Regions from separate parts of the Mus musculus genome. Here region 1 is linked to region 2. Evidence: chromatin loops called from intact Hi-C (ENCODE). Cell type or tissue: heart. All regions are shown on one strand. Links, peaks and the distances in the headings refer to the core of each region. The heading gives the core; the rest is flanking DNA.

Evidence for each region. Peaks named below come from ENCODE experiments on the same cell type or tissue, not always from the same donor. Only the 100,000 strongest peaks of a DNase experiment are listed, where the experiment ranks them.
Region 1: a loop joins it to region 2, with 2.4 times the contacts of the local background. A loop is called at or near these places in 9 of 42 quality-filtered maps.

The regions. Positions count from the first base shown.
Region 1 is chr10:111,501,478-111,504,390 of GRCm38, reverse strand. No RefSeq gene overlaps it. Among named protein-coding and RNA genes, the nearest start is that of Phlda1, 3.4 kb to the left of the region's middle. In heart, for the core only: no CTCF peak of the experiment used is centred there; a DNase peak (open chromatin) is centred at 1,170; H3K27ac peaks cover 339 bases.
Region 2 is chr10:111,635,119-111,638,031 of GRCm38, reverse strand. Gm40763 (a long non-coding RNA gene) reads left to right here and starts at 1,663. Exons shown (of 2, transcript XR_872042.3): 1 at 1,663-1,835. In heart, for the core only: a CTCF peak has its summit at 1,542 (motif pointing right); no DNase peak of the experiment used is centred there.

The sequences.
Region 1 (2,913 bases), core at 128-2,627, 130 kb after region 2:
TGTTTTCCACCTTCCTGGCATAGCCAAGTACTTATTGCCAAAGAGTGAAGCAGATTCCCCAAGCTAGATACTCAGTAGCTCTTATAAACGCCTGATACTCAGTAGCTCTTATAAACGCGCCTTTGACTTTAAGAACTGATCACGGAAAATGGGATATTTTACTTAAAAGGACCCTGAAAAGAAAACTCTAGTTACCATGTAACTAGGAATCAGTAAACATACAAAAGGTCTTCTGGGATGAACTGGTTTAGACACTAGAGCTCCAAGCCTTAGGACCCAATTTCATGAAAATGTCTACTCAGGACACACCCACTGAGGACTCTAAATACACCACCTACATGGCAAGCAGAGAACGAATGCATTCATCACCAGCACCCTGCACTCTGATGGACAAGGGGCCTAGACAGCTCAGAGGGCGGGAGGGAGGGAAGCAAGGTCGGGTGTGGGCAACAGACCAGCTCCGTGCACAAGCTGTGTTCTGCCGTAATCCCAGACCTCGCTTCCCAGTTTCCTGTGTCATCAAGGTTTTTTTTTTTTTTTAACTACTTCAACACATGGGTCATAAAGATTGCAAATGCGTTGAGAACACGTGCCTTTCACCATTCTTTCCTCTCAGTACCTAGCCAGCAAACCCTATCTGCACTTGGTGTATCTTTAAAACGTACTACAGCACGCACTAAACTTGACTCATATTATTCCCTAATTACCATATACATTGAATCCCATGGGGCTTGGAGTTTTTTAGCAATAGTGTTAGGTATTCCTATACCAGCATCCCAATGCCTGCAAGAGTAACAAGAGTGGACAAAATGGCTCAGATGTTACAGTTGCTGGTCTTAAAGGCTATGGCATACTTGCCACCCCACTATATGCACAAAAAAAGTTAAAAAGCTACTATACAATGAAATTATCAGGTATTTTATCAGTGTTTAAAACACAAATAGTCCCACCCACATTGATAAAACCCAAGATTTCCCAACTATTTCCTAGTTTTCTTGGGGGGAACCCTCAAAAATTAATTTCTAACTTCTAAAGTCTATTAATTTTTAATAGACTTCTCAGGGCTATAGCTTTTTGCAGTACAGGCTGATGAGCTGATGCCCCCTAGTGACCAGTTTATGTAGTGCACCTGAACGCCTCAAGAGGCGTTCAAAGGAGGTAAATCTTAAATCACCTAACAGCACCTACAGTGACTGAGGTTTGCTCTCTGGCAACACCCACCCTGCCAGCGTTCTGTTTCATGGAACAAACAGTGCCCATAGCACCTTTTCTTTCCCTTTTCTTATGCTGGCCATGGGACCTAGGGCCTTGTAAATACTCATCTCTAGCCCACCTGCCCAGCTCCAAGTACTAGAGAAGATTTTTAATTACCTTCTACCCGGACCCCCATGAGACTCTCAGCCCCTGCAAACTAGCCTTTAGTTTTCACTCCTTGCAGGCAACCCTTCAGAAGGGGTAGGCAGGTGAAAGTCGAAGTGCATCTGCACACGGCACAGAACACATCAGCATCTGGCATCTTCAAACTGGAGCTCTAGGCGGCTGCCTTGAATACTGGGCAGCACAGCATTCAACGGCCTCCAAGCAATGCTAACGCCACTGCCTTTCCCAAACCCTGCAACCTTTTGTCACCCAAAGCTTTAAAACTTCACCTTAGGCTGCAGCTAATCCCTTCCTAATTTTATTTCCTATCAAAGTTTGACCAGCACCAGGCATGCCTCGGTGTGCAGCTCCTGGGGGCAGGGAGACCTGGGAGTTTCCAACCTGCTCTACACAGTGAGGCCCAGGCCAGTCAGACCTACACAATGGGAATTTTCAAAAAAAAGTTAACAAACTGCACTTCACTAAACACCCAAGTAACTGCTTAAGCTTTCTTCAATCTAAATGGCAGCAATTATTACTGTCATTATAAATTCTTTCCCAATTCATACCAGATTCTACTCTGTGTTTTTTTATCCATTTGAACAACCAACCTCCGCATGATACTGAAAACATCAAGTACTAAGTCCAAAATCACACAGGACTGATACACACAGAATAGGCATCTCAGAAGATAGTGTCACAGGCCAGGAGACTATCGGTGTCAGGCTGACGATAGGACAGTGGAACTGACTTTATTTTCCTTCTGTCTTCTCAGGATACTACCAAAGAAATTACACAGAAACAGGCTAAGCTAAACTCACCTTAAAACTGAAAGTAGCAAACATGGAAAGCTTTCAATAGGGCCATGGCTTTTGTGCCATTACCCAGTCTAATAGTATTTATGTGTACTTATGCCCCCGTTACCTAGCAAGACTCTGGCCTTTGAAACCACGAAGTAAAAAATTTAGAACCACCTAAGATCTTCCAAAGTATGCTCACAAAGTAAACCAACCAAATTTAAATATACTTGTTTGATACCAACAAACAAACAAACAAACAAATCCAGTTACATCAGGTTCTAGATATATTAATGTCAGGTATTAAGTATTGACTATTGCTCACAAATGGGAGGTGGGCTCCAAAGCCCAAGTTTAATCATGTTACCCACTTATGATGTATCTTTTTTTAATAAAAAAGTTGTATTTACTTAGCAGTCAACATGTCAACAAAACAGCTGCTTTTTTTGCAATCAGAGTGGTATTCCGTTAACAGAATAATTATCTTCATATAAGCTGCATCAGAGACAACTGAAGACAAAACAAACAAAAAAAGATAAAACCAAAAAAAAAAGAAAAAAGAAAAAGAAAAAAAACTGTCCCCATACATAATTTGTGCCGTGCTTTAAATTTCCATACCAATTTACAACCCCTAGACCGTACCAGGCAAGGTTAGTGGCTATTGAAAATACCACACCAAGACAGGGCTATCTAAAGACACATTCAGTAGTGTGTTAACTACAAAAATAAAAGACACTGTACAGTTTAAAAACAAATC
Region 2 (2,913 bases), core at 203-2,702:
TCCCCTCTCTAAGATTTTACACGATCTTCCATAAAAGGTCCATCTATCTTTCACTTATCGCAAGGTACTTTGAATTTTGTGTTTAGTTGTTTATCTCTTCTGTGAATTGTAATGGGCCTGAAAGGGCAGTGTGAGTATGTCTTGTGTCCATTGGTGAATCATCTATACCTACCTTGGTGCCTAGCTCATATAAATGGTCCAAAAATGTTTACTGGGTAGATGTATGTATGTATGTATGGATGGATGGATGGATGGATGGATAAACGGCTCCTTTCAGTCCTTACCCAGAATCACTGCCACTAAAGGTGTCCCTTTCAGAGGACAGAAAGGCTATCTATCAGCCTTTTGTGTGTGTGTGTCTTCAGTACAGAGCCCAGTGGCTGGCATTCAGTAGTTGTATAGCTAATGTTTGATGAATGACTGGGTAACCTAAGGCACACAGCTTGTTGTTCAACACCTTCTACAGCATTGCCCAAGCGTGTGAGTGATCTGAAGCACAGTGGTGGATTCAGACTCTCTGAGCATGATCAGTCTGGCTTGCGAAATGTCTGAGTATCTAAACACCCACGAGCTTCTAAAGTGCGTACAGACTAAATAATGTGCTGTCAGGAAACGTCCCAGTAGGGGTATTAATACTCATAAAATCCCAACTTGTACGCTATTAAGTCCAAGCGACAAATTCTAGGTTCATTTTCCAGACCCACGATATTCTGATGGCATCATCTGAGATGACTCAGAACCAGAAAAGTCATCAGGGTCAGAGAGGTAGTTACTAACTTCCGGCACAGTTGAAAGCTGACAAACAGGGTTTGCGAATTCTGATTTACATCCCAAATATTCCTTCCTCTATTACACTCCCCTTAAACGCATCCAGCGGAGTGAAATTAGATTACTCAGGCAAGCTATGAGAAGCAGGATAGTCCTGCTCCCACTTTCCAATATGAAAGTCACCTACAGGAAAGAAAACATGACTCACAGTTAGGTGAATACTCTATTCCTGGTGACTCAGCAGCTATAGGCCCACCTAGGTGCCCATAAAGACAACCTGAGAGAACTGGAGAAAGGCTAGCAAAATAGAGATGACAGCTAGGCTCTACTGAGCATGTGCTGTCTACTAAGCATCTATGTGGAATATGTGTTGGTTAATTTTAGGTATCGCTTTGACCGGGTAAGGGGAAGAGATAAGGACTCAGAAGATGAGTGAAGCAGGTCCAAGCCCATGGGTGAGAGAAGACACCAGCCAATCGCTGATGACTGGGTTAGAACAAAGAGACAGAGTATCGGAGGTGACATTGATCCCCCTTGGAGCTGGGTATTTAGACGCACAGACAAAGCTGTTTTATCTTTGTCAGATTCCCATGCCAGGGGAATCAAAGCTGGTTCCTCAGAGCATCTGAGGATCCGAGATAGCAGGTACCTGTGTCTCCTCACCCCTTAGGTGCCGAAGACGGAACTGATAATAGAACTATCGACTCCACCACAGTGGGAACCGAACCGTTCTCTGTGGGAAAGGAAGACAGTTGGACACGGTCCGCCTGTAGGGGGCGCCCAGAGAAGAGAGGACACCGAGGATTTTGGGTTCCGGAATAGAGGATGGGGGTGATGACGATGGAGGAGGAGCTGGAGGGTTCAGGGTCCTGTGTGAATCGTGAGTAAAAGGGATTCTCATTGCCTCAGAGTACAGCATGACTAATGAGAAAGCTATCTACTTTCAGGCTAACTCAGCGTCAAGAAGGCTACCTCTTCTGCGTCACAAGAACTGGAGAGAATATGTGAAATATTGGACCCCCATCCCTGGGAGAAGACACTGGGGGCGGGGTGTGCGGGAGGGACAGGTGAGATCATTCTTATACTTTTTCCCTACAGACTATTTTTCCACCCGTACCATGATATAGGACAGTTGCCTCCCCTGTGAACCACACGGATCTGAAGTTCAGGCTTCACACTGAGAGCTTTCAATGATGCTCACTTGCTCTTCTCTGCTTCTGGGATTTAAACTGAGATCCAAGCTCTTCCGAGATCTCAAGCCTTTAATCCAGAACGGCTGTTTTACCGACCCACACAGATCTCAATTATTTTCTGCATGAAACCAACCATGAGCCAATTCTTTATAATGTCAACCACCATGATACTATCAGACATTGATCTTTTGTTGGTGGTGGTGGTGTTTTGTTTTTTTGTTGTCGTTGTTTTGGTTTTTTTCCAGAGAACCCTGACTAACACATTAGTGGCTCATACCTATCCACACCTGTGGACCATGTTCCACCTTCATCTAGAATTCATCACCCCATTCTGACCAGGACTTCCTAACCCGTCAGCTATTGAGTCCTCGACACCCACCACACCCCATTCTTTGACTCACTGACACCTTCCATTCTTAACCAACTTCAAATTAAGTCCCTCCTATACTCACTTCCTGTTCTCTCTGCCCCTATAATCAGCCGCTTCTATTCAGAAAAACACAACTGTCTGGACCATCCCTAATATACCTGCCGACTTTTCCACACTTGGTGCCCAGCTGCCCAGTGCTCTTAGGGAAATTCAGGAAACCATATGTTCTGACACCCTTACAAAGATTCAGCTTTACTGCCAACATTCCTCATGATGTTGTCTCCATCTCTGGCTATTCTCTCTCTCTCTCTCTCTCTCTCTCTCTCTCTCTCTCTCTCTCCCTCCCCCCTCTCCTTCTCTCTCTCTCTCCCCCTCCCTTCCCTCTCCTCTCCTCCCACCCCCTCTCCCCCTCTCCCCCCTCTCTCCTGTACTGCTCTTCACTTGCCTGCCTAAGAGGATCTCCTCTTTCTGGATGAGTCTGTCAGGCCCACACCTTTAACTTCCATTCTGCCCTGATCACTGATGATCACTGATGAACACTGGCCGGCATCACCAGCACAGTCTGCCCCTGGATTTTAGGTC